Regions from separate parts of the Mus musculus genome. Here all the other regions are linked to region 1. A link is a loop called in an ENCODE intact Hi-C map of the cell type or tissue named here. Cell type or tissue: left cerebral cortex. All regions are shown on one strand. Region 1 overlaps Kcnq3 (potassium voltage-gated channel, subfamily Q, member 3). Region 2 overlaps Lrrc6 (leucine rich repeat containing 6 (testis)). Region 3 overlaps Kcnq3 (potassium voltage-gated channel, subfamily Q, member 3). Region 4 overlaps Lrrc6 (leucine rich repeat containing 6 (testis)). Region 5 overlaps Kcnq3 (potassium voltage-gated channel, subfamily Q, member 3). Region 6 overlaps Kcnq3 (potassium voltage-gated channel, subfamily Q, member 3). Region 7 overlaps Kcnq3 (potassium voltage-gated channel, subfamily Q, member 3).

Evidence for each region. Peaks named below come from ENCODE experiments on the same cell type or tissue, not always from the same donor. Only the 100,000 strongest peaks of a DNase experiment are listed, where the experiment ranks them.
Region 2: a loop joins it to region 1, with 2.4 times the contacts of the local background. A loop is called at or near these places in 12 of 42 quality-filtered maps.
Region 3: it touches region 1 in a loop (2.9-fold over the local background); 3 of 42 quality-filtered maps call a loop at or near these places.
Region 4: a loop joins it to region 1, with 4 times the contacts of the local background. A loop is called at or near these places in 11 of 42 quality-filtered maps.
Region 5: a loop joins it to region 1, with 2.3 times the contacts of the local background. A loop is called at or near these places in 3 of 42 quality-filtered maps.
Region 6: a loop joins it to region 1, with 4 times the contacts of the local background. A loop is called at or near these places in 4 of 42 quality-filtered maps.
Region 7: it touches region 1 in a loop (9-fold over the local background); 17 of 42 quality-filtered maps call a loop at or near these places.

The regions. Positions count from the first base shown.
Region 1 is chr15:66,170,399-66,174,398 of GRCm38, forward strand. All of the region lies in intron 1 of Kcnq3 (potassium voltage-gated channel, subfamily Q, member 3), which reads right to left. Among named protein-coding and RNA genes, the nearest start is that of Gm27242, 110 kb to the right of the region's middle. In left cerebral cortex, a CTCF peak has its summit at 2,116 (motif pointing right); DNase peaks (open chromatin) are centred at 909, 2,202 and 3,542; H3K27ac peaks cover 1,416 bases.
Region 2 is chr15:66,453,078-66,457,077 of GRCm38, forward strand. It overlaps Lrrc6 (leucine rich repeat containing 6 (testis)), which reads right to left. Exons shown (of 12, transcript NM_019457.2): 5 at 992-1,218. Among named protein-coding and RNA genes, the nearest start is that of Gm31006, 46 kb to the right of the region's middle. In left cerebral cortex, no CTCF peak of the experiment used is centred here; no DNase peak of the experiment used is centred here.
Region 3 is chr15:66,091,120-66,095,119 of GRCm38, forward strand. All of the region lies in intron 1 of Kcnq3 (potassium voltage-gated channel, subfamily Q, member 3), which reads right to left. Among named protein-coding and RNA genes, the nearest start is that of Hhla1, 120 kb to the left of the region's middle. In left cerebral cortex, a CTCF peak has its summit at 2,483 (motif pointing right); DNase peaks (open chromatin) are centred at 1,101 and 2,555; H3K27ac peaks cover 179 bases.
Region 4 is chr15:66,440,445-66,444,444 of GRCm38, forward strand. It overlaps Lrrc6 (leucine rich repeat containing 6 (testis)), which reads right to left. Exons shown (of 12, transcript NM_019457.2): 8 at 1,714-1,779. Among named protein-coding and RNA genes, the nearest start is that of Gm31006, 58 kb to the right of the region's middle. In left cerebral cortex, a CTCF peak has its summit at 2,076 (motif pointing left); a DNase peak (open chromatin) is centred at 2,082.
Region 5 is chr15:66,098,225-66,102,224 of GRCm38, forward strand. The region is part of intron 1 of Kcnq3 (potassium voltage-gated channel, subfamily Q, member 3); the gene reads right to left. Among named protein-coding and RNA genes, the nearest start is that of Hhla1, 120 kb to the left of the region's middle. In left cerebral cortex, no CTCF peak of the experiment used is centred here; DNase peaks (open chromatin) are centred at 1,834 and 3,554; H3K27ac peaks cover 1,361 bases.
Region 6 is chr15:66,230,179-66,234,178 of GRCm38, forward strand. The region is part of intron 1 of Kcnq3 (potassium voltage-gated channel, subfamily Q, member 3); the gene reads right to left. Among named protein-coding and RNA genes, the nearest start is that of Gm27242, 47 kb to the right of the region's middle. In left cerebral cortex, no CTCF peak of the experiment used is centred here; DNase peaks (open chromatin) are centred at 1,635 and 3,170.
Region 7 is chr15:66,282,501-66,286,500 of GRCm38, forward strand. It overlaps Kcnq3 (potassium voltage-gated channel, subfamily Q, member 3), which reads right to left. Exons shown (of 15, transcript NM_152923.3): 1 at 3,336-4,000. The coding sequence starts at 3,724. The region is part of intron 1 of Gm27242 (a long non-coding RNA gene); the gene reads left to right. Among named protein-coding and RNA genes, the nearest start is that of Kcnq3, 2.1 kb to the right of the region's middle. In left cerebral cortex, CTCF peaks have their summits at 2,099 and 3,322; DNase peaks (open chromatin) are centred at 1,429, 1,605, 2,094, 2,931 and 3 more places; H3K4me3 peaks cover 3,444 bases; H3K27ac peaks cover 3,322 bases.

The DNA of each region.
Region 1 (4,000 bases):
AGACTTATAGTCAAACAGTAGACAGTCTTTTGTAAGAGTTAGGGGAAGGATTGAGGAACCAGGAGAGAATAGGAACTCCAGAAGAAGACCAACAGAATCAACTAACCTAGACCCTTGGAGGCTCCCAGAGACTGAACTACCAACCAAAGAGCCCTGGATTTAGCCACTCCTCTACCTAGAATGTATGTAGCAGAAGTGCAATTTGGTCTTCCTGCAGGGGTGTGTGTGTGTGTGTGTGTGTGTGTTTGTGTGTGTATAGGAGGAGGCTTACACTAACTCTGTTGCCTGCCTGTGGATCCTGTTCTCTTAACTGGGCTGTCCTGTCTGGCCTGAGTGGCAGAGGATGTACTCAGTTTTGCAGTGACTTAAGGTGTCCGAGTGGGTTGGGACCCAGGGGCAATCCGCTCCTTTTCAGAGATTTAAGTGTGGAGCAGGAGCAGGGTTGGGGGGATGAGGAAAGAGGGAGGGGCTGGGTGAGAGTGGTTCTGGGAGGAGAGAGCAGGGCTGCAAACTGGATGTAAAGCAAATAGATAGATAGATAGATAGATAGATAGATAGATAGATAGATAGATAGATAGATAGATAGATAGATAAATGGGAAAAATACACTATAAAGACTGTTCCTATAATTTAACTAATTCACACCTAGAGGGAAGTGAACTGATAAGCAGGAAGCAATGCTGGGTAGATGAAGAAGCTGGGCCTGAACTGTTCTGATGGGGAATCAGCACCTTCAGAGGTGGCTACTTAGCACTTCAGATTTCTCTGGGTAAATTTACACCAGAGGTTTTCTAATTTGCATAAAAGCTGTTAGAAATAAATGTTTTATGAGTGTAATGAATAGTATTTGCATGAGAATCTGGCAGGCCCTACTGCCTAGAGTGTCCCTGCTGTGTGGGAAAGCCATAGAATGTTCTGGGATTAGGCAGAAGTTCTGGGGTTTGTCCTGTTCTTGAACCTTATATGAATTACATTTGGCTAATTTATTGCAGACCAAACCCTGATCCAACTTCCCTCCCTTCGCAGTGGCCCTGCCGTCCTATCAGAACCCACAGAAGGTAAGTCTTGGTCCCGAATATCATCATGTCCACTTCAAATAACCCTCTCATGACATTAGAGTCTGTCAAGTAGGTTATAATAATGTTCATTTATTTCTTAGTTTTCTATATGTGTAACACGTTCACAGAATTTAACCTTAGTTTTGCTGTCATTTATCACATTTCATTTGTTAACCAGGACATAGAAACAAGAATAATAACATACCCATTCTGTCTCCAGGTCTGACCCAGTGCCAGCTACAAGAAATCATTGGTGTATGTGTAGCTTGTAGCTCAGCAGTAAAGGACATATGAAGTAGGAGTGAAGCCTTGGGTTTGTTCGCTAGCTCGTGCGTACTTGTGCACACACACACACACACACACACACACACAAACACACACCCAACTCAACCCTCCCTCATTTACAAGCTATCAATATACTGAAAGAATCCGATTATTTATAGAAGAGCTAGATTGCGCTGTCGATTTTCAATAGCCATAGTTCTGCATATATAAACACAAGGAGTTGAGCAGGATCATCAGCTCATAGCAGTTCAGTACAAAAACCTAGACTGTCAAAGTGAGAAGGAGCTCAGCCACGCCCTAATGCTATGATATCCTGATGCTCAGAAGAAAATAGCAAATCAGTGCCTGAGGTGGTGCCTGTGTCTAACTCACCCAGTTTCTACTTCACTACATTAAGTGTGTAAAATGTTCCTGGTTCCATCAAATGATACTGGAAAAAGTCCTCCGTAATGTCACATTTTCAATAACAAATCTAAACAAAGCATTGACTTGCTTCACACCAACGTATAGAAGGCAAGCAACAGGAATAGAAAGGAACAGAGAAGTTAGCCAGCTTTGAAGACATCATGGTCACATAGATGCCCCTGTCCCCTCAATACAGCTTCTCATATGACTTTTCCTGGGTCAAGAACCTAACAAGGACGTTAGCAGATACACTGTAAGCAGAGGTCAATGTGATGGTTACATGAGAAGATGACTTGGTGCATACAGCTAGCTGTCCAGCCCATCATGTTCTTGGGGAGGTGACTTAGCGAACGGAGTGACAGATCCAGCCACAAGATGGCGCAAGCAAATGACAACTCCAAATGAGTTTTTTTTCCCCTCTGTTGATTTTATTTTTTATTTTGGCAGACATGGTGCTATTTTAACATTGTTATGGAAGAAAGCTGGGTGACTCATGTCTCTTGATTTGCATAACGGATCACATGGCCTTTTGGATGGTTGTGGGGTGAATTCTAGTTAGGAGTCTTTTCCTTTTGGGGGAGTTTTAGTTCCATCTGTGCTAAGTCCCCACTCTCCAGTCTCACCTAGTTCTACCATTAGCTTGATAACTGATACATGCTAGCTAGGTGCCCAGTGTAAGAGAATCACAGATGAGTACAAGGTTTAGACACAGCCCTAAATGGACAGAGAGAGAAGAAATAAAAAAGGAGAGGAGGGGACAGGAGGGAGGACAGTCTGCAGGACTGAAGGATTAGCAGAAGAGACAGGTGCTGTTCATCTCACTAGTTTTTGACAGGAATATTATTTTAGACTTGGGGAGCACTGGGATGTGTGCTCACTGTGCACCAGAAGCATCCATCAGACAGGTGCTAAGTGTCAAAACAGAGTGTGGAGAAGGCTAGATAATTCATATTTCAGTCATAGCTTTTTCCTGAGGAGAGGGACTTTGGGGTAGAACTGATAATCACCTAGGGTCTTTTTCTCTCAACTGTAATTTGACTTAGTTGCTTCTGTTTATAAACAAAAAACAAGAACAACAAAAAATGTTGGTTATTTGTAGCAATAAGATGAGGCCAGGTGTAAGAAAGAAAAGTGACAGGGCGGGGGGGGGGGGTGTTCTTGGTCATCACAGTGAGTCCACATTTGTTCAGTATTTTCCCAGCTCCCTCTGGCCTCTGATAATTTCTACTCTGTGTATCTCTCTGCTGTACCAGGCTCAGCTGACCAGAACAGGTCTTGGATGTGATCATCTCTGAGATGGGAGGGCTCTGATTCCCCCTACTGCAGAGCTCCTGCCAAGATCTCACTGAACCTCCAATACACAGAACTGAGAAAATGTGAAGAATATTTACAGGAGAAGCTTCTGGCTTCCATGCTCTCTCCTAAGACAGAATTCACTAGAACTGTCCTTCCATTTTCCAGGCCTTCCCTTCCTATAGGTAAATTTGCATGTGCAAAACTCAAAATGTATTAGCAGCCTGGAAGACATTCCAGCTACAGTCTGCTATGGTCAAAGCAATCTCCACAGAAAGCAAACCAGCTGTAACTTGCAGTTGTATTGCAGCGATGGTTCTTGGCGCTAGACTTCTAATATTCTAATATTCCTTCTGAGGGATATGGAGTCACTAACCCCAGACAACTTGTGTTCTTGGAGCAGCACACCTTCCTGTCCCTGTAGACAACTGAGAAGGCCCTGCGTCGCCTTCTCAGACTCCATATTTATACTTCTAAATGAGCCTCTTCTACTTTTAGTGGCCCTATTCTTTCCTCAGAGAAATCCCACAAAGCTGCAAGCAGTTTTGTCCTACTCTGGATCAAGAGCCATTCTCCCTTGAAAACCCAAGATCTCCTTTTCTGGAGGTTCCGGTTCACTGAATACCTCAGCTTTCCTTGAGTCTGCCTCCCTCACTCATGCCTTTTACCAGCCAGGCCTCTGCTCACTGCTATTCTCGATGATCAGCCACTGGCCTACAGATGGTTTAGGCACTAGGGTCCATGTTCCTGCAGCTTGCAAGAGCTCATCTTCCTATTGTTCATAAACAGGGCATACTCTAGTGGGCAATGAGGAAGAGCAGAGCTTCTAAAACAGTCCTCAAAGGAGCTAACAGCTTGATAAAGACACAAGTGTATCCTGTTCTATATGCTACTTAATGAAGAGCTGGTCTATTTAAGGGAATGCCACACCACACCTCTAAAAACCAACTGAGGTCAAG
Region 2 (4,000 bases), 280 kb after region 1:
AGATCCACAGATATAATGCCATGAAATATTTCACAAGCTAGACAAAAAATACAACAGTAAGTTTTATTACATTAAGATATTTATAGGCAGATGCCCCTAGATAGCCCTGGCTGGCCTGGATTCACAGAGACTTGCTGCCTCTGCTTCCTAAATGCTGGTGCCACCATTCCTGGCCACAGTAAGATATATGTCGACTATATGCAGGATTCAGGGCAGCAGACACCACTGAGGGTAAGGAGGGGAACAAGGATATTCTGTAGGCTTCTAGCATTTTCCTAACAGTTCATTATTTCTAAAAGATTTACTGCAAGCATACAAATGACTGTCGCTTCTTCTCTCTGGGTGGTGGAACAATAGCTTCTTGCTTAGTTGTTTATAAAGCACTTCTATCCATCTGAAATATTTTATAATTATTGTTTTCTCAATAAGAAATATATTATGTAAATATTTGAAACTTTATATAGAATCAAATCAAGTGACTATAGTTGTGATTCACTTAAAATAAATACCATGAAAAATTCAGATTCATAAAAGATCAATTAGAAGGTTATTAATCACATTTAAAAATGTATTCACCATGTAACTCACAAAATAGAATGTTTCAGGATGCAATCAGAATTATTCATTTTATTATTGTGTGATTTGCATTTAACTTTTCTAAACTATTCCTGCCTTTGAAATCAAGGTACACCTGTTAATTCATCTTTCCGTACATGTTTAAAGAGACTTCTCTAGGGATAATTTCAGATGCAAATGCCAGTTGCTGGTAAAAAAAAAAAAAAAAAAAAAAAAAACTGCTGGAAATGCAGTTTTTCTAAGGGAAAAAAAGTCCTTTTAGAATCATCATTATGCGATATTCATATCGTTCCCAGCCAAGCTTACTGTGATGTCATGTTCTGGAATATAACTGATGCTGTGAACACCTTGGAGAGAAAATACTGCAGGTGTTTTAATGGGAGTTAACAAGAATGCAAACCACTGATGGACGCACCAAGCAGTGTGGATGTCTGTGTACCAATGCCCATCAAAGCCTGTGCTGCTCTTCTTCTTGTCTTCACTTTCATTTTCTTCCTCGAGTTTCCTCTGAGCTTCCTCTTTCTCTTTGGCTCGTCTAAGGCAGTAAGCTTTCTCCTGCTCTCTGATTTGCTGCTCAACTGATGTGTAGTTCTGCAATGCCTGGATCCTTTCAGAACGCTCTATTTCTTTGCCATCCAACCACTTAAACAAAAAGCAGCAGATAATACAATTATTCACTTCAGCTGAGCAAGGTGATTCATGCCTGTAACATTAGCATTCGGGTGGCTGAGGCAGGAGAATTTCTGGGACTATAGGGTCACATTATGTCAACTTTCAAAGAAGGAAAACAGAAGGGGAAGAAATAAAGAAAGAAGGATCAGCCCCATGATAATTTTGATTGATATATTTTAAAATTAGAAATAATAATGCCATAGCAACAAAGAATCAAAGTAATTAATGGGAAATCAGAAATACTAGTCTAAATCAATGTTTATTTCATACAAGCCTTATAGTTTACAAAGCACCCTTACTGGAAATAAGTAGGTCTTCTGTCAAAATAATTAATGAAAAGCTCTCAAAATATTTCTATTAATTTTATAACTGCTCACTATATTAAGCTGTTGGGGCTTAAATCAAATCACAGCTCCTGAAACAATAGTATTCTCTGAGCCTCTTCATGGAAAGGGCTTTTCACAAAGAGCCCCAACTCAAGTCAGCTCCTGTGCCACCCTTGGCTATATTAGCAAAGTGTTCATTGTTATAGACAGTGTTTACATGATAGTTATATACTTTTTCCAAATTAAAATGTAAATAGAGGGTGGGAAGATAGCTCGGTCAATCAAGTCCTTCCTGCACAAGCATGAGGACTGTGTTCTACCCTTTGTATCCATGTAAACAGCCAGGTGTGGTGGTACACAGGTATCACTCCAGCACAGTGGAGCTGAAGACAGGGAGCTCTATGGCCGGTCAGCTAACTGGTGAGAACCAGGTCCCTGTGACAAACCCTGTATAAAAATAAACAATAGGGTTCTGGATCCCTCAGAGACTAGTCTGCACAGGTGAGAGTGTGGACTACAGAAGCTAACAGCTTCTGGGACAGGCAGAAGCCACACAGCTTCTGAGGCAGACCCCGTTTCAGGCTCCAGACATCTGGGCACCTTCCCTGCCAGAGGAGAGGTGTCCACCCCGCCCGGAAGGGCTTTGCTGGAACACCTGGGGGAGCCATCTCTGGTCTGGGATCTCTCAGAGACTAGACTGTGTAGGTGAGAGTGCCGACAACAGAAGCTACACAGCTTCTGGGACAGGCCCTGTTTTGGGCCTTCATCTTCTGCCAGGAGGAGGTCCGAACACCAGATATCTGTGCACCTTCCCTGCAAGAGGAGAGCTTGCCTGCAGAGAGTACTCTGACCACTGAAACTCAGGAGAGAGCTAGTCTCCCAGGTCTGCTGATAGAGGCTAACAGAATCACAGGAGGAACAAGCTCTAACCAGAGACAACTATAACAACTAACTCCAGAGATTACCAGATGGCTAAAGGCAAACATAAGAATTTTACTAACAGAAACCAAGACCACTCACCATCATCAGAACCCAGCACTCCCACATCAGCCAGTACTAGATACCCCAAAACACCCGAAAAGCTAGACTTGGATTTAAAAGCATATCTCATGATGATGGTAGAGGAAATCAAGAAGGACTTTAATAACTCGCTTAAAGAAATACAGGAGAACACTGCTAAAGAGGTACAAGTCCTTAAAGAAAAACAGGAAAACACAACCAAACTGGTAGAAGTCCTTAAAGAAAAACAAGAAAACACAAACAAACAGGTGATGGAATTGAACAAAACCATATAAGACCTAAAAAGGGAAGTAGACACAATAAAGAAAACCCAAAGTGAAGCAATGCTGGAGATAGAAACCCTAGGAAAGAAATCTGGAACCACGGATGCGAGCATCAGCAACAGAATACAAGAGATGGAGGAGAGAATCTCAGGTGCAGAAGGTTCCATAGAGAACATGGGCACAACAATCAAAGAAAATGCAAAATGCAAAAAGATCCTAAGTCAAAACATCCAGGAAATCCAGGAAACAATGTGAAGACCAAACCTATGGATAAAAGGAGTCGATGAGAATGAAGATTTTCAACTCAAAGGACCAGCAAACATCTTCAACAAAATTATTGAAGAAAACTTCCCAAATCTAAAGAAAGAGATGCCCATGAACATACAAGAAGCCTATAGAACTCCAAATAGACTGGAGCAGAAAAGAATTTCCTGCCCACACATAATAATCAGAACAACAAATGCACTAAATAAAGATAGAATATTAGAAACAAACTAAAGTTATCACAGAAAAAGGAGCCTTTCTTGAAGAAATGCCTCTATGAGATACAGCTACAAGGCTTTTCTTAATTAGTGATCAAGTGGGTAAGGCCCAGTGTGGTGGTGCCATCAGTCTTGGGATGTATAAGAACACAAGCTGAGCAAGAAGGAAAACAAGCCAATAACATTCCTCCATGACTTCTTGACTTCTGCATCCACTCCTGCCTCAAAGTTCCTAACCTGTGTGAGTTCCTGTCCTGACTTTCTTTGGTGAACATCAATGTGGAAGTGCAAGCTGAATAAACCCACCCCACCCCCAAAAAAAAAGATAGAATATTAAAGGCAGTAAGACAAAAGGGTCAAGTAACATATAAAGGCAGGCCTATTAGAATTAAACCAGACTTTTCACCAGAGACTATGAAAGCCAGAAGATCCTGGACAGATGTTATACAGACACTAAGAGAACACAAATGCCAGCCCAGGCTACTATACCCAGCCAAACTTTCAATTACCATAGATGGAGAAACCAAAGTATTCCATGACAAAAACAAATTCACACAATATTTTTTCCACAAATCCAGCCCATCAAAGGATAATAATGGAAAAAAATAAAACAATACAAGGACAGAAACTACGCCCTAGAAAAAGCAAGAAAGAAATCCTT
Region 3 (4,000 bases), 79 kb before region 1:
TGATACATCCTTGTATAAACCAATGAAATTGAGAATTCTCTTCAAACAGGACCCAAATCAACTCTCTGAAGTGGACATTTCTAGTTTCGTTGGAGAGCCAGTGTGTCATGTGATGTTTTTCTGGAAACTGTCTTACGAGAGGATGTTTTTGCTCAAGCAGGCATGTGGGAGGATGTTTTGCTCTAGCAGACACATGAGGGGTGTTTTTTCTGAGAACAGACACATGGCATATTTCTGTAAGCTGTCTGGTGGAAGGGCATGCGATGTTTTGCTGGAGTGAATGCTTGAGAGGACATGTGCTGTTTGGGAAGAGTATAAGTGTAACCCAACAGACAATGGATGACTCGCTGGTGTTGGTTCACCTTGCTTTCTTCTCCGATCTAGCATACCAAAGAACTTCTGGTGGTGTTCTGGTTACTTCTTGCCAGTTTCCTCCTGCTGCTTTGGGGAAACTTGCCGACCTGTGGAGCCTCAGTTTCTTCTGGATCAAGGCACTGCTGTTGATTCATGTTTGGTGTTTTGCTAGTGGACTGGACTGCTGACAATGAAGACTGGAACCACCCCAAGGAAGGAGACTGATGACTACTTCTACAGGCCCATGCCCTCCCTGTCCTATCAGTCATTTTCCTCCTCTACCTTTGGTTGGTTGACACATTTAAGAACCATTATTAAAGTAAGTTTTGAAAAATATAAGCCTGCAAGTATCCCATAGTCTTTCAACCTAGGAAAATTCCTCCCATACATAATAAGCTTAAAGGGTTATGATCAAATGAACAAACAAACAAACAAAATATAATCAAGGGATCCTTCTGGAATTCACATACATAAATGGAATTCTTAGGAATTGTTAATTTTTCCTTCTCAAATCCCTAGTAGGAAACTTGGGCACATTGCTACATCCAGTATGGCCAGGGCCCTGAGGCTAATGCAAAGAAACTGCTTCCAGCAAATAAACTAGCTACCTTGCTCTCTAATTCTTGTGCAAATGGCCAGAACCCTGTGGGCTAGGCAAAGGGGACTTAAATCAACCCAGGAAATAAATAAATAAGTGCCTCAAAATAACAAGATGAGAGATTTCCAATAAACGGCTTCTGCCCAGGCCCTTGAGAGAAGAGTCATGTGGAGAGAAAATGCCAACCACTGCAGATTTACAAAGCGACTGTAGCAAAACGGAAATAGGTTTGCAGAGACACGTGCTGTCTCCACAGCACAGCTTCAGGGTTTCTTTTATGAGCCATTCTGGAACAGAAACATCCCTTTAAGTCATTATTTGGTAAAAGGGGAAGTGTGGGGTTGTTTTGTTTTGTTTTGTTTTTGTTTTTGTTTTTATCATTGTTGTTTGCTTGGGCTGCCCTCTTTCTGCCTGCCCCACTCCTTCCATTAGCATTGGCTTTCCCTCTGTTTTTTGTTTGTTTGTTTGTTTGTTTTTGTTTGTTGTTTTTAACTGTGGCTACTGACACCTTGGCTTGCAGGCTAAGCATCGCTTCCTCCAGAAATCTCTTAGTGCTCTGGAGAATTCTCCAGAAAGGGTTGTTCCTCAGTCTGAAAATATTAAATGGAAACTTCTGAAAGTTACTCTGGACAGTTGAGCCCATAAGTCTAAAGTGAACATCATACTAAGTCCCAGGAAGTCTTGTGTCATTCCTCTTTGCTCTGCCAGGGATGTGAACCTTCCCTAAACTAGCACATCCATTGCATCTAAGGTACCCATCCTTTTACCACCCTGCCACCTTGGTTATCAAATCCAGTGTGCTGGTACATCCGTGCTTGTGTTCAAAAGCTCCTCTTTCAATACACCATGGCTTCAAAGCAAAAAGGTGGCGATATAAGAAAATATAATGGAACAGACCACAGAAGGATAGATTAACTCTGGCACTAAGAGGAACCCAGAGAAACACACTCCATACAGAATTCTAGATTTCACATATTTCTGGCTACTTTCTAGGAGCCTTGACACTATCCTTTTATGGATAGCAGAGGAAGTCTACAATACTGGCTCATTTACTACTAACCTAATGCTAGAAGTATGTGTTACTATAGTCCCAGGTATATTGGGGTGTAAAGAGAAACATTAAACACTTTCATTAATGCCCACACAGACAAAGTCAGATCTGACATTTTAACCAAGTTTCTGGGCTCCACATCAATAGAACATTAGGACTCCATGACACGTACATGCCAAAACTACAATCTACATGTAATGTTAGAGTCCTCCACTATTGCTCTGACATACTATGAGTTATAAAACTGTATTAGGAATAGGAGTTTAAAAGATTATAACAGTCATTAGCTATTTTCTAATTCTAGATAATGCGTTGGTGGTTCATAGAAAATGAGACTTTTTCCAGTCAACGAGTCTCCATATGGAACACGGATGTCTGGAATCCTTCCAATTAAGTACATAAATAAATATACAAATAAATATCGCATTCTGTTAATATAGCTTGCCTTTTGCTATCACTTCTCTCATGAAGATGGTGATTCCTTAGATTGACCTGTAGGGGGAGCTCAAGACCCTCTTTAGCTGACTGTGGTAGTAGAAACAGTTCAGATCCTCCTTCCTCCCTCCCTGTTTCCTTCCCTCTATCCCTTCCCCGCTTTCTCTTCCTTTTTGGACAGGTTTTTACTGTGAAGTCCAAATACGGTGGTGTCATGAGACTTGTAGAAATACCCCCGCCTCAGGCTCTTGAGTGTTGCAATAATGGGTGTGAGCCACCACGTCTGGCTTATCTATCCCTATCTTCTAACAGAAGCACTCACTGCCTTCTACCAGTCTCTTCACACCCAGAGACTCACCATGTAGCTCACCCGGACCCTGCCTCTTTCAGCCACACCTCTGACCCAGCCAATCAGTGGATGACCACTGCTCCATGGCATAGTGATTAGCTAGGGAAAGACAGCCAAGACAGTACCATTAGAAGCAGTTCACGGACCTTATTTCCTTGAAACTAGATTTCTCTCCTCAACCTCAGAAGGTAGTCATAGCCAGGCCTGAGTTGGCAAGCTACCTTCCTGCCTCTAGGAAGGGAGAGTCTGACAGAGCATCCATGGAGACATGTGGAGTCAAGAGACAAAGAGACACACGTTTCTTGACAGCATCATTTTGAGTCCCTGTCTTCAACCTGTTTGGGATGTCAGCAATTCTTGCATGAAAAGGAAAAGAAAACCTTACCCCCATAAAATACCTTCTATAAGTGGGATTTGTGTTTAGGGCAACTTAAATAGTTTATAGTTAATTTCTTTATAGTCTGTGGTTATGGTGCATTTAAACTATTTCAGAAAGTCTTAAGTTTCTGAGACAAGCTAATTAGAGTGATACTTAGCTTAAAACATAGAGTACAACCTGTGGGGGAGCTGGCCAGTGGCCTAGTTGTATCTGAACACGAATAGATTGTAAAACACCCTCAGAGAAGGCTTATGACACACCAACAGACATCTTCTGCATCTCTGAAAAGATGGGCAGTACTCAGGCAGAGATACTGGTCTTACTTGCAAGGCTTCAGCCCCTTCCCACAGGGCATCCTATCATCCTATCATCCTATCATCCTAGCATCCTATCATCCTAGCATCCTATCATCCTAGCATCCTATCATCGGACTGTTGAGATGAAGCTGTCACCCTCAGATGCTCATATTCATCTCTACCTACTACCTACCTAAGTTTAGGCAGAAGGAAACTTCACTGAAGGAGGCTGTTGTAAAGTTTATCAGCTCTCATAGATATTCTACTCTATTTCCTGGTACCAAATAGGTTGAGTCAAAGCATACACATTGCCCTTTAAAACTCTACTTTATTGAATGATATGGAAGCTGGGAACATACACCAAATATAAGGTCTAGAACAGAAAGAACTATTAAACATCCACTCACTGTAAGGACTGTGCCTTGCAAGATGCTATGGAGGGTGGTACACCTTCCTGCAGAGCATCCTTTGAAAATGAGTAGAGGAAGCCCTGGGCTGAGTTACTCTTCCTAAACAATTTCTCTGTTTGGTTTTCTTT
Region 4 (4,000 bases), 270 kb after region 1:
GAATTTACCAAGTGCTACTGAATTGTATACTCCCAAATGTCGTGGCACAGTACATTTTATGTTATGTGTATTTTTGCCACAGTTATAAAAGCAAAGCTGGAAGAAGACCTGGACAATTCTGTTCTGGCTTCATCAGTTACTGTTTACATTGAGAGAAGTCACTCTGAAAGCATGCCTTCTCTTAGATCATTATAGAAAAAAAAACTGTCTCGCTCACCTTCCATGGCTACTGTAAAATGGAATGTAACCAAGAGCATGTAAGAAGTCATTAACAACACACTGGCTTTTACTGGAGCATGCCTAAATATGTCCATGGACTTCATTATTGCTATTCCTTCACTCATTCATTCACTGCATCTGTGGTCCTCCTCATAGGCTACTATTTGAGGTCCTGGAGAAGTACGGCCCAATGAATGTTGACATCAGAATTTTAAGACACAAGGAAATGTCGACTTTATCAGAAAGCAAGTGAAGGACAAGGAGTGGTGGAAGTTCTGGGGAAAGGCAGGCTCTGTCTTTCTCAGAGAGTAGGCAGGTCCACTCTCATAAGATGGCATCTCATCAGAGGCTGAAGGACAGAGATATTAACCATGACAATGGCATAGGCATAGGGAAGTGGATACAAATGGAATGAGGCACACAATGATCAGAGCCAGTCATCGGGCCAGTGGGTCAAATCTAACACTATCAAGCAATGAGATGGAGTGACCTGGACACCTTCAGATTCGTGTTATAGGAAGGGTAGGTGATAATACAGGCAGGGTGTTGAGGCTCAAAACCCAGCACCTTTAGAGAGAGTAATAATGCTCTGGCATCACTAGGAGGGGCAAACATGTCACTTTGCTACTGTGGTCATGCCTGTCTGCTGGAATAAAGTACAGCTGAAAACCACCAGTCATAATGTGGGGATCTTGGAGCAGAGGACATCTTGTGATCATGGGCTCTAAGATGGAATAAGGCAGAGAAGGCTCACCACCCAAGGCTCATTTTTTTTATTAGATATTTTCTTTATTTACATTTCAAATGTTGTCCCCTTTCCTGGTTTCCCCTCCAAAACTCCCTAGCCCTCTCCCCTCCCCCTGCTTACCAACCCATCCACTCCTACTTCCTGGCCCTGGCAGTCCCCTACACTGAGACTTAAACCAAGGCTCATTGTGTTTTGTAAAACAAAGAGGGCCATCAGAGTAACAGCCTTGGAGCAAAGGGAGCCTGGGGTATGCATATCAGAAAGCAATACAGCTCTGAGAATCATTTTAACCCGGTCTGTAGGGTTTGAGTTTTCATAGCCATGGGACTCTGTCTGGGGTAATTGATTCCCTCCTCCCCTTTCATCTTTGTGTGTTTAACATTACAGTGGGGGATGCAGACATGGCTCAGTGGCTAAGAATGCTTGTTGCTCTTGCAAGAGGAGCTGAGTTCAGGTTTCAAGCACAATGGCTCCTGACTGCCTGTAACTCCAGCTCTAGAGACTCCAGTGCCCTCTTTTGCCCCTCTGTGAGCCCCAGGCATGTACATGGTATATATACAGCCATGCAAGCAAGCATTCATACATAAAAAAATTAAAAATCTGTTTTAAAAATTACAGTGAGCATTCGAATTCTTCGAAGCAGGGAACCAAGTTCCATCTCTCTGTTACAGAACACAATGAGTTGCTATTTAGAAAGAGATCTGATGGGAAGGCCCTAAGATGAATATATAATAAAAATGCTTTACCTATAGACAGCCAGGTCCAGGATGATCTGATTGTGTTTCTCATCATCTTTCAAAGAGAAATCAAGTCTAAAAAGGATGAATTTGGGGATGGGGCATGGGGGGTGGGGCGAGAAGGGTCGCTTTAGTACATTGGTTATATGAAGATATCACATAATATCATATAATTACCATATAATCAAAGTAAAAGACAATGAGTATATAAAAATCCTCAATGAGAACTTACTTTCACTTATCAGACAGTAAGACATCTATGCTGATTAAATTTTTTAAAAAAGAAGCCCAGAAAGCCTATGGATAAATTTACTCTTACTGACGTTATTGACATGTAAGGCTTTGGTGCAGAGATGGAGACACCTGGTGGCTGAAGTGCTCTCTCGCATTTCAGTTGCCTCTGCTAGAACCCAGCATGGAGTTCTTTCTGGGGACACACATGCTGCCTCTGTGTGCTGTGCTTCCAAAGTCCTACTCCTCACCTCCCAGCATCCTTCCTTCCTTTTTTTACTTGCCACATGTTTTCCCCATCTCCTTTCTTATTGCCACCCTTCCCGAAGTGGGAAAGACTGAGATAGAGCTAGTAGTTTATGACGTCTATTTATTTTTATTTTTAAATTTTTTTATTAGGTATTTATTTCAGTTACATTTTCAATGCTATCCCAAAAGTCCCCCACACACTCCCCCACCCTCCCACTCCCACTTCTTGGCCCTGGCATTCCCCTGTACTGGGGCATATAAAGTTTGCACGACCAACGGGCCTCTCTTTCCACTGATGGCCAACTAGGCCATCTTCTGATACATATGCAGTTAGAGACATGAGCTCCGGGGGGTACTGGTTAGTTCATATTGTTGTTCCACGTATAGGGTTGCAGATCCCTTTAGCTCCTTGGTTACTTTCTCTAGCTCCTCCATTTGGGGCCCTGTGTTCCATCCAATAGCTGACTGTGAGCATCCACTTCTGTGTTTGCTAGGCCCCAGCATAGTCTCACAAGAGACAGCTAAATCTGGGTCCTTTCAGCAAAATCTTGCTAGTGTATGCAATGGTGTCAGTGTTTGGAAGCTGATTATGTGATGGATCCCTGGATATGGCAGTCTCTAGATGGTATGACGTCTATTTTATAAAGAAGCAGAGGTTCTCAGAAAAGGACATGCTTGGAGAAAAGACAAAGAAACCCACATAGGTAAGAGCCAAAACCCCTGACCCTCCAGCTATATCCCCTGGCTGAGCCCTAAGTGTAACTGACTTGATGCCAGTATATTCCATAGAATTACTTTGTCAGTTTCATTTTGAACAACTAACTTATCAAACTGTAATCTGTATAATCTAACATTAAACAATAGATACTAAATTCTTTGGGAAATACAAATTAACCTTTACATTTGGCTATTCACCATAAGTCTACTACAGCAGGGACTCTTGTTGTTCCAAACAATCTAACCATATAGGGTTCTATAGGGTCTCAAACAAGCCATGCACACCTTATCTCTTGGGAGCCTTCTATGTATTATCCTCTCTGCATTGATTGTTTATCCCACAATTCTATAGTCTGCCAATTTGAACTCTCCTTCTATGTTACTTAAAACTAGCTTTAGAAGTTTGTTCTGGGTCAAAGATCACCAGTTAGGTCCCTACTATTTCCCCTTTATCTCTAGTAATAGAATCCCATGAAGTCCGTGGTTATACCAAATAAAAACAGCATTTCTCATCATCCCTTGCACCAAGGAATGTGTTGTAGGCACTTTCCAGAAGTTTTTCTTTAAAAAAAAAAAAAAAAAAAGCAACATTTGTGTCCTTTCTGAACTGACTCTTTTTTCATCTGAGAATAGCAAAGCATGCCAAAAGATGAATCACAGAGACTCTTATCAAGGCATTGAACTTTCTAGGTAAAAGGAAACATTGACTCACCCTAAGATAGAAGTGGAGGAGTTGATGAATAGTTGGACTCTGGTAATGTTGATATAAAAGCATATGGAGATCAGTAATAAAGGCCAGGGAGAGGAAAATCAGGAACCAAGGGATTTGGGTTTTAGTGCCAATGGGTAGATAATTGTTACTGAGATGGAGACAGTGGGAGGTAAGGATGTCTGGGTGGGGGGATGGAGAGGAGAATGTAGGGAGCTGGAAAGCAGTTGTTGTTCTTCAATCATGTAGGTCAACAAACTAATGCCACCTAGCTAATTGAATCTAGATGCCTTGAACTCAGGGAAGAGGCAGAACCTTGTTCTGAGGAATGTGAACACTGTAGTCAAAGCTAGACTACATGGGTTTTGGTATTTACTTTTGCCACATTTA
Region 5 (4,000 bases), 72 kb before region 1:
AGCCCTAGGAATTTAAGGAAGTCCCGAAACAGACTACTAAGTGAACCCAGCCTTAAGCAGCTACACAGAATACAGAATGTAGACACCAAGCTGGCAAATTTACTCCATGAACAGCACCAATACCAGTCATAAGGGAATCTGATTTATAGAGTCGCCACATTTTAGTGTTTAAAATGTCCACTTCCCAAGAAATATGAACCAGCAAAGAAACAGGAAATGACTACTTACATGCAGGGGAACACACACACATAATTAACAGAAACCATCACCATGGAAGCACGAATAGATGGAGAGTGACGAGGCAAAAGTTCAACTCTGCTATTTTAAATATGTTTCTAAGTATACCACAAGAAACCACAAATGCAGATTTATAAAGAAGTTAAGAAAGTGACAGCTTGCCATATAGTGTATAATGATAAAGACAACATATATGCAAATTAAGTTAATTTATAAGGACCATAAGTTAAATGAAAACCTTGAGAGAACTCAATATCACATTAGTACTGGCAGAAGAAAGGGAGGCACCTCAGAGATGAGGAGACGAAGGTTTGCAGGCTAAGTAATGGAAATTAAAAAAAAATGAAGAAAAACAAAAAGAGCCTAATACTTTCCTATGTCACCACTGTATGCACTAGTGTGCTCTTCCTTGGGGAATGCCACCTCTTCTATTCCCACAGGGTCTTACGGTTTAGACCCTGTGGCTGGCCTTGAACTTGTTCAAGTACTAGCAAAATACATAACATTAAAAGTAATTCAGCCTCCAAACGCTGACACCATTGCATACACTAGCAAGATTTTGCTGAAAGGACCCAGATATAGCTGTCTCTTGTGAGACTATGCCGGGGCCTAGCAAACACAGAAGTGGATGCTCACAGTCAGCTATTGGATGGATCACAGGGCCCCCAATGGAGGAGCTAGAGAAAGTAGCCAAGGAGCTAAAGGGATCTGCAACCCTATAGGTGGAACAACAATATGAACTAACCAGTACCGCCCTGGAGCTCATGTCTCTAGCTGCATATGAATCAGAAGAAGGCCTAGTCGGCCATCAGTGGAAAGAGAGGCCCAATGGTTGTGCAAACTTTATATGCCTCAGTACAGGGGAACGCCAGGGCCAAGAAGTGGGAGTGGGAGGGTGGGGGAGCATGTGGGAGACTTTTGGGATAGCATTGGAAATGTAAATGAAATAAATACCCCCCCAAAAAAAGTAATTCAAGAGGGGCTGAAGGGAAGGCTCAGCAGTTAAGAACACTGGCTTTTCCCCCCAAACAACTTCAGTTCAGTTCCCAGCACCAGGTGACTGCTGACAACCATCTGTAGCTCCAGTCCTAGGGCATCTACCCCTTTTCTGGCCTCTCTAGGCACCAGGCATGCACACAGTGCATAGACACACACGCAGACATAATGCCTATACACTATATGTTTTAAAAATTAAAAGGGTAATAGAAGAATAGAGTAATGAAAAAGATATTATGTATGTAAATAGTAGCAATATGTAAATATGTAGCAACACAGTAGATGCAAATCCTACAGTATCTGTTACTACATTAACTAGAAGTGGCTTGTATATACCAACCTAAGAGCAGGGATAGACCAAATTGGAAAAAAAATGCATGTTTGAACTATAGACTCTTTACTAGAAGTACATTTTAGACCTAAATAAAAGACCACATAGAGAATATGACAGTCACTTCATCAGAATAGCAGGACAGTGATAAGCATAGATGCAAGCCACATCAAAGCTCCTCAAGGCACAGAGCAAATGTGCTATCCATGAGAACCACACAATTTCACGCGAAATATTGGTACTTTGAATATTCTCTATGAAATAATGGATGGACTAAGTGGCTGGGAAGACTTATGTAACAGTACCAACCAGCTAGACCTGACAGACATTCCCAGAACACTGCACACAGCAACAGCAGAAGACATGTTCTCTCAAGTATACATGGATTGTTTCCCAGGATGCCCATATGCTGGGCTAGAAGATGAGTTTCAGAAAATTGAAAAGGCTGCAATCATACACAATATGTTCTTCAGTAACAACATTATAAAATTAATAATCAATAATAGGCAGAAGTTAGGGAAACCCATAAATATATATAGGATCTGAACAATAAAATCCTAAATAATCAAGGGGTCAAAGGTGAAATAAAATTAGGGATGTGTTTAATAAAAAATATACAAAGTTCACTATTCAAAACTACAAAATGGTATTAAAATTATTTTAAATTAAATAAATGTCATAACATTTTATGCTTATAGACTAAAAGCCATAATATTTCAAGATGACAACACTTGAAATTACCTACAGATTTTAATACCATCTTTTTCAAACTCTAAGTTGCAAAAATTGATAACTAAGTTTCAGCCTGACTGGTATATTTCCTAAATACAAATCAGTGTCAAATATAATGAGAAGGTTACATAAATTTCATGATAATGTATTCCATATATTGTCTTTTTTGAACTGGGGTCTAGAAAGGATTTTTCATCTTTTCCCATAAGGAATGAGACTATTCATATACATAACCACTATTTGTTGAACATAACCTTTGTGACAAACATTATTCTATGATCTAGAAATTCAGATTTGAACTAAATAGAAAATGCCTCTTATTGGTAGGAATGTTACTGAGGGGATATTCACTTTTAAAAATAATACTTACATGGTAAGTGCAATAAGTATTAGGAGGTAAATGAAACAAATATTAAATGGGATGTGGGGGCATGCCATGCTTTGAAATAAGTTGCTGAGATAAACATCTGGGAATTGTTTCTAATAATGGGGGGAGAATCTTAAGCCATGGTATTTTCTTGATTCTTATGTGGACAGTTTCCCATGCAGACCACTCCCACCATTTATAGAACAGCTAAAAGGAAATATATTTGGAACCTCTGTAAGTTGTACATTCCTTTGTTCTTTGATCCATCTAACTTTCTATCTGCAACCAACCCGTCAGCCAGTCTGACACTCAGGTCCATCCAACCTTCCATCCACGCTTTGAAGTGTGAAATACATTGGGTTTTGGTACACTTACACAGGTGGATCACCATGATCAGCAAGCCCCATATCCAGTTATAATTCCCTGCATCTCTAACATACAAAAGATTCTATTAAGGAGGCATGCAAGCAACTCTGGATCTGAGTTGAATTGAAAACAAAAACAAATACAAAACCAAACCAAACCAAACCAAAACCACAAAACCAAACCACTGGTCAGTTCAGAAGACTTGCTTTTTCTCTATCTCCTCTGAAAATGAAATTCCCACGTCCTTGTTGCTATGCTTCCCAGCACGGCCACCTCCACAGATACTTGTTTCTTTGCCCCAACCAAAACTATCTGCTGTGCCAAGCAGGCCTCTCCTCTGCTAAACGAACCACCTATAAGAGAGACTCAGCCGTGGTTTCTCACTTTGCATGCACAGCCTAGGCCCTGCTGGGGTGTTTAAGTTCCCTGATGGGCTCACTTCCTCATCCCTGGTCTGCCGAAGGCTTCCTAAATGCCAGGAGATGTTTTGATGCTTGGGAGAGACAATGTGCAGTCTCCCCTCTGCTGCAGGAGATGGGTGGGCGTATGCGTGGGTGACAAGCACACTGGGGACCAAGCTAGTAGGAGCAGATGCAAGTTAGAGAGCAGGAAAGAACAGAAACAGAGCTACTTGAGAGCGGCTCTGACCTTGCTGCCCTATTGGTCAATCCTTTGCTTCCAGCCCACAGACACCAGATGCCCTCATCAACGCCTCACTTAGAAATTAGACAAATGCCATACTGCAACTATGACATAAAATAGAACGCTTTATGTCTTAAGAGGAATGAAGCAAAGCAAGATGCACACATTTAGACATGGACAGATTAGCATCATTAGCCACCAGCGGCCCTGCAGTGGTTCCAAGTTAACCTGCAAACAACTGATGAATAGACAAATGTGTTATTAAAAAGGGGATGGAATTTTATTTGGTGATGAAAATAAAATTCGGATAAACCCTGAAACCCAATAAG
Region 6 (4,000 bases), 60 kb after region 1:
GAGTTTATAAATAATTTAACCAAATACATAACAAGCAGTAAGACTAAAGCAGTAATAGTCTTCTGACAATGAAAGGGGACCATAGAAATTCAAGGATAAATTCTACTGAAAATTTATAAAATAGAACTGAATCCAGTACTCGATGAACTTTATTATAAAATTGAAAAGCAAGTTATACTATCAAATTCATTATACAAATCCAGCATTACTCTGATATAAAAATCTAATGAGGAACTCAACAAAAATAACATACACCTCCATACACACACACACACACACACACACACACACACACACACACACACACACACACAGGGTGGGTGAGGGAGAGAAACCTCTTTTATAAGTATAGAAAAATTCTCCTTAACATACTTAAAGATTGAATTCAAGAAAACATTAAGGAGATCATATACTACGATTATGTTGGTCTCATTACAGAAACACAAGTTTGAGTCCACATGCATAAATCAATAAATGTAATACAGTACATGTATAAAGACAGTAATTATATACAATCAGTGTGAAAAAGGCCTCTGCTGAAATTCATCATCACTCATTAATAAAAAATATAAAGAAAGTAGGAATAAAAGGAGCATACCTCAACATAATAAAGGTCATATACAACAAACCCATTGGTGATTTTACACCTAAATAAGGAAAAACTGAAAACATTTCCTCTTCAGTCAGAAATAAGGTAAGGGTTTCCACTCTCTGATCTTGATCTTCACAATCAGTACCTGTCCTGACTCTCCAGCTGAGGAGAAGAGAGACACCTAAGTGATCCACCATGAGCACATAAGCTACTAAAGAGAGCTTGAATACATGTCTGTAGGAGGGCAACGTGTTTCCTGCCTCATAGGATTTGGGGAAAACAATATATAATTCTGAAAGAAATAAGAACATTACGCAGGATGCATCCTCCAGTAGTTTGTCATTTGTCAGAAATGAATGTGTCTCAGACTTGACTTTAGGCAAGACTTCAGAATGTGGTCAGATGAGAGGGGTTAGCTTCTGCTAGAACACATTGGAAAAGTTGTGAGAATAGAACAGGACCCTACAGGCCACCTGTCTTCATCCCCAGGGAACTTTTTCAGCTCCACAGAATCTGCAGCTCTACAAAGAACAGCTTTGAGATCAAGTCCTCTCACTCCACATTAAGTTCCCTGCTGCCCAGTGACCTGAAAGACACAGCTTGCTTCCAGAAGAACCCTTAAGAGTGTTGAAATGTGACAGTGGCTAAGACTCATTTACCTACCATCCAATCAGTGAACTTGAAGCATGGATGGCTGATGAGCCCTCTACTTTATCCCATAACTCAAACATAGCATCTACTCAGTGTTAGGGGCTGTGCTGGTAGGCAACCACATGAATTGCAAAGGGAAATGGGTATGGGGACTCCAGGAGTTTGTAGCTTATGGTGGAGTCTAGCAAAATTAAATGTGTCTGACTCTGTCAATGCATGAGACACTAACGGGAGACTCAATTCACTCTTCATTCTGTCAGTGTTTGCTCATTCAGGGAACACTGTAGATTTACATATTGAGTGCTGAAGTCCCTCATCGTTTAGAAGGATAGGATATCCCAACACAGAGAGCAGAACTCCGGAAGGGTGACATAGCAGGTGGGGAAGTGAGAAGCCATATGGTCCAACAGAGTTACTCAAGAGACATTTCTCACAAGCCATTGGGACAGAAAAGGCAACATAAGCTCACACTCAGCTACAGAGAACACACAAGTCCCAGTAGGGAGACCATGTATGGAAGGCCTTCAAATCTCTGTACAAATAGTCATCACTTGTGAATTGGGAATAAGAAGGCCATTTTCCAATTGTACATGAGTCTAGTAAGAGTTAGAACTTCTAGTCAAGGGAAGGGTGCTATTCCAAAACATTTAGCTCCAGATACTGCCTGGATGGATACATATTAATCAGAACAGATGTTGGCCTGATTAAGGGATGGGGGTCATTGTGATAAAAAGAAAATTTTCTGAGATAGTCACTTATGCAGTGTAAAGAAAGGTTAGACATAATTTTTTCCCCTTTCCTGTTATAAAAAGACTTTAACGACCAGGCTGAACATGTAGAAGGCTAAAACAGGAAAATCAAGACTACACATCCAGTTTGAGGCTAGCATGAATTACACACACAATGAGACCATCTCTCATAATAATAATTATTATATGCACATATTTGCTAGTTTTCTCATGGTTCTGACAATAGATGATGTAAAAGCAAATTAAGCAATCTAGGAAGGTTATAATTTGGCTCAGGGTTTGCAGAAATAAAGGGAAAACATGAAAGGAGGAACAAGGAGTGGCTTGCCATATCAAATCTTGCAATCAGAAAGCAGAGAAAGGGGTGCTAGTTGGTGGTCAATATTCCTTGCTTGTTATTTTTTTTTTTTTTTTGCCTTTTTCCAACCCGTGATATGGTGCCACCCACATGCAAAGCAGATCCTCTCTCTCAATTGAATTCTGGAGACACCCTTACTGACATCCCAAAGGTGTGTCTTCTAGACGATCCTAAACGCAATTAAGTTGGCAGTAAAGATTAGCCATGACAGTGTATTTATGGTATACAATATGCTGTTGTATGACCCCCTCCTAAAATAATTGATATAGTACTGTACTGATTTTACATCCTGGGGCAAAAACATCTATAATCTAATGATTTAGAAAAAAAAAAAAAACAGAAAAACGATTCACCATGATTAGTGACAGTCCATGGCCATCCATGAAACCTTTCAAGATATTTCATTTGGGAGTTGAGCCTATCCTCTGTGCTCTTGAAGTTGGGAATATTTGCTCCCAGCTTTTCAAACCAAGCCCATTGTGTTTTTTCCTCTCTCTGGAAGGCAGAAGTTTAGGGCCAGATTAAACTGGATTTACTCAGCTTAAACTGGATTCAGAACAAACCAATGTGTACAATATTTGTTGCACCTAAGAACTGGACTGAATTTCAGATAGGCTTCAGTTCCATTCCAATATAAAGATGGCAGGTTATTGCTAGTTTCTGGATTTTCCTGCCTGTTTCTCTTCTCTGGTCCTATCTGGGGCTATTCCTTTCTCTAGAACACTGTGACCTCAGTTCTGTATCATATTGTCCTCCAATAAAATAAGAACACCACAAGGAAAGCGTTGGTGTGCTGTCTGACTCCCACTCTAGCGACTAAGCCAGCAGTTCACAGTTCCACTGCTTTTACTACCTAGAAAGAGCATAAACACTCCAGAGAGCCCAATCCAGAAATCTGTACAACCAAAGCTCAGCTGTGAGTGTACACTGTGAGAAGTTCTATGAAACTGATCAGTTCTACCTTCAACATCCACTGCAGGATGGAAGGAGAGGTCAACACACACAGGACAAATAGTAGACTGCCAAAAATCACTGGATGGGTGGCTTAAGCAGCAATAATGGACTCATTTACTCATATACCTACCAATCTGCTTATACCAAAGGCTATAAGACATCGCATATAGGCTACAAACATATTTATAAATGTTTGTAAAAGTATTATTAATAAAATATACATAAGTATTATTAAAGTATGGGTATATCTGTGTTTTGTTGTAATTGTCATGTATTAAACTCAGAGATCATCTCCAATCCAGGGTGTATGAAATATTGTTTTCCAAAATTCTCCCTAGAAAGCCCTGTCATATCACTTTACAAAGATGCTTTTAAGAAGCTAACAATTCCTTGAGTATTTGACAAAACAAAAACAAAAACAAAAAACAAAAAAACTTGGTACAATGAGTTTGGGTCTTTGTTCCTGACCCATCATCTGGGTTCATTCCTGTGCTTCATATCCAGGAACCTTCTTGGAACTTAAAACAATGGACTTTGTCCCCTGTGACATGCCTGGAAGACATAGTAATGAAATTGTATGGTCCCTGCCATAGGCAGGCTTGTAAGACAATCCCATAGGACTCCCTATGCTTAGCATGTATGCCCTATACAATGCCCTACCTTAGAGTGGGCATGTCTGAGACTTTGATAGGCCAG
Region 7 (4,000 bases), 110 kb after region 1:
GTACCTCATGTACACTTATTGTGTCATGATTGCCAATTTAAGCATGAAGACCATTCTTCAATGCGGCAGGCCCACCATCCTCAGCTTCCGGGTCGTTCCTACTTAGTGCCTGCAGAACCATATATACAAACTCAGAACCCACCATGTTTCCTGTAATATCAAAGTTTGCCTTAGCCAAAGACAGGGCTGCAGTGATCTTTTCTTGAAGCCAATCAAGAGCTCCACCTCGTCCATCCACCACCCCCCCCCCAAAGCCCAACACTTCCAAGGATGATTCTCCTCTTAAAACCCCGTGGTGCTGACTCCAGCTGCTTACTGCTGTCGCTGTTGTAACAGTAAAGCTGTTATAGCAAAGTCTTGATTAACTAGAATCCTGAGAGAATTCTGCTATGTATCCACACAGCAAATGCTTACTAAGTACCTATCATGGGTTCTATGGTCTCCCAGGGCTTGAGAATAAAAAGAAAACAGAAAAGAGAGAGAGAGAGAGAGAGAGAGAGAGAGAGAGAGAGAGAGAGAGAGAGAGAGAGAGAGAGAGAAATACATCCCACTTTCACTCTCAAGAAGCTTTTGGGTTCATGGGGCAGAGAAGCAAGCTCATCAGCTCAAAGCAGCACACATAATTCTATGCCTGGAGAAGGCATAGGGGGCAACTTGAGCCTAACCAGATTGAAGGCTGAGAAAAGGTACCTAGTGAAGGTGAATAGCTAGGAGCAGGGGATGGGCCTTTGAGGCATAGGAAGCAAGATGGGAGAAATGATTGATTTTCACGTTTATATTTAGGACAGAAAGGGGAGAAAGAAACCTCACTTGACAGGCCTGGTTAATTTACAAAAGAAAGAGAGAGTACTGAACTATGAGCTCATGGTCAACCGAATTTCTTGGTCCCCTCCTGCCATTAGCCACAGCCCAGCACAGGATAATGGGCACTTCACAGTCTGAATTTTAAAAATTCTGCAAAATCCAGAATTGTCAATGAAGCTGTGTTCCCTTGTCTGGGCTCCTCCTGAGCTTGAGGAAGGATGTAAAATGAAGCCACTTGGTAAGCTTATCTGAGTATTAGGAACCCAAACCCAGCCCAAGAAGAGCTTTCCTATAAAGCATATCTTTAATCAGAAGCCACAAAACCTAGCCCCAGCCCACTTCCCATTTTCCTAACAGTGGCTCCTAGGTTCTGATCGGATCCTGGTTTGATTTCCTACTTGAGCTAGAAAAAATGATTATCAAGAGCCTTGCATTATCAATGGGCAATGGGCACCCAGCAATGCTCAGCAAAATGCCCCAAGGATCAGAAATGGAATCTGAGTACAGCCAGAAAGCCAGATATGTTTAAAATCATTATCCCTGCGATGCTGGACAACTGTCTTTATCTCCTGCAGCGGTCAAATTTTCATCCATGAAGCATAAGTTACAGGCATTACCTCATTGTGGTCACGTGAGAAACAAGCACAATGTGTATTTATCTGACAATTCTAATGGTCTTAAGTTTTGAGGTCTTCTCTGGGAAATTCTGGCTATAGGTTTGGCACTTACAAGCTGGTTTCTGAGATATGAACAAGCATACAGTAAAATAACATTGTAGCTGATTCTATAATAGTCTTTATCTATTCTCTCTGCAGACTGGGCAAGGCAAGGCTTCAGATTCCAGCTAGAAAAGGTGGGAGGAGAAGAAAGAGGGAATCTCAAGCTTCAATTAAACACCAGGCTCCAAAGGCATTGAACACACACTGAACACAACTTTATGCAAAGGGACATAGGACCTGCTCTCAGATAATTTGTTCAACCTTTTAAAACTACATATACCCTAGCATTTATTTCATTTCAATTTGAACATGGTTCTAGAGACCAAAGAATGAATGCCAGCTAAACCTCATTTCACTATGAAAGAACAACACATGTTAAGCTTTGGGTCAGATGCTTTCTGAAAATACAGAGGAATCAAAGGCTTGACCAACCAAAATCCAAGTCCCTGGCAAGGTACGTCATCCTTATTCTTGCTGCTTCCTGAGTTTTCAGGGATGCATTCTCGAAAGGCTTTTGTAACCTGGAAGAAACCTGTTGCACAAAACTGCGGTCCTGTGTGGACGCCCCACCTGGTGGCCAAACCAGGAAAAGCTCTTCCAACCTCAAAAGGCAGGCAAGTACTTAAAAAACAGAAGACATTCCCTGACTTCTTCCCTCTTTGTCAGTTAAGGGTCAACCGGAGGGAAACCAATTGCCTTAAATTGGAAGGGTCAAGGTAATAGTCTACTTCCTACCCAAACCATGACAGCCATACAGCTTCCTAAGCCAAAGCCAGGAAGCAGCTGGTATCAAGAAGTGCCTTGTCACACACATCCAAGGTGTTGTGGCACTCAGGATTCCAGTCCTGGGTGAGGAATCCCTCTGATAGTAAGTACCCTCTCTTCCTTCTTAAATACGGGTGTGTATTTTGCATCCCAGGAGTCGGTACATCTGAGTTCCATTTTTCTTCCGCCCTAGCATTTACTTTCTGGGCTAGCATGGAGATTATTTCTAGAGGAGTCCCAGGGGACAAACTTCCCACCGGACTCTTGGGTGTCCAATGCCCTGGTCAGCCAAACCACAGATGGGCAACAGTTGTACCTACAGAGATGGTAGAACCTAAACTATGGGATGTTGCACATAAATCATACGGATGTTCCAGCATCAAATAGCTTCACCTTACCTATGGCTCAGCTAAACCCTTTGGACTAAGCTTGGAAATCCCGCCCCTTTTCTATTCTCCTATTCATTTTACTAAAAGAACACAAAGACCTGCATTTTGGTCTGTCTAAGCCCCCAATTAAAGCCAAACCCATTATTCTTTTACTTCAGCATCCATTCCAAGGAAGGGAAGCACACACATGGAACACGCACGTACACAGGCACTATGCCTATGGGCAGTGTGCACCGCTACTATCCTCAACTCTGGGATATATCATCTAAATTGAGTGGTGATTGCAAGCTATCCACCCCAAGAAGAACCGGTGCTTCTGAAAGGACCGTTTTTGTCCCACTCAACTGCTTCATTAGAAATATCATCTATTTCTTTTAAGCTTCCATGACAATATCCCAGAACATACAATAAATGCGCACTTTTGCGCACTCGCCAGTTCAAATCTCCAACTCAGCTTGAAAGCCTGCTGTCCCAGGCACCAGAAACACTCCGTCACACCGCAGAGAACCATTGGCTAAGGCCAAACTGGTGTCCCTCCATCCCCAACCCAAGCCAGAGAGCACTTCTGAGTGGCCAAAGACACAACACTATGCCAGCCCTGGCCCGAACCCTAAGGTGCACGGCCGCCAAGGGGCGCCCCGAGTGGCCAGGTACTCACACAAGCGCGTGGTAGAGCAGCGCCCAGCCCCGCGGTCTCTCCAGGGCGTCATAGATCAAAGTTTGGATGCGCCTGTACTTGGCGTTGTTCCTCTTGACTGGGCGGCTCAGGGGGGTCTTTGCCAGGAGCCCGATGCCCTGCGGGGTCCTCCTCTGCCCCTCTTCGCGGCCACCGCCCTCCAGCAGCAGGGTCCCGTCTTTGTCGGCTCCGGCCCCTAGCGCCAAGGTGACTTGCTCCACGTCTCCTGGCGCCAGCCCCACTTTCCGCTCCTCGTCGCCGGCCACCGCCGAGTCCCCTCCAGCAGGGTTAGCGGCCCCGCCGCCGCCGCCGCCCCCTTCGCCGCCGCCCCCGCCAGCCGCCCCCGCCGCCCTGCGAGCCTTGAGACCCATCTGCCTCGCCCCCACCGGGCGCTTCGCCTTCTCCGCTGCTGCTCCGGGAAGTAGGAGCACTTGGGGTACGTGGACGAGGCGGCGGCGGCGGCTGCAAGCCCGGGAACTCCAATGCCATGATCCGCGCGCCCCTCCCCGCCCACCCCCCCAAAAGCAGGCAAAGGCGGGCCTCCCGGGGGCCAGAGGAGGTCGGGTGGGGAGTCAAGGGGTCACATCCCGAGCGGGTCCTCTGTGGGACCCGGAGGGGCGCAGGAAGCCGGGGTCCACGGGGAGCCC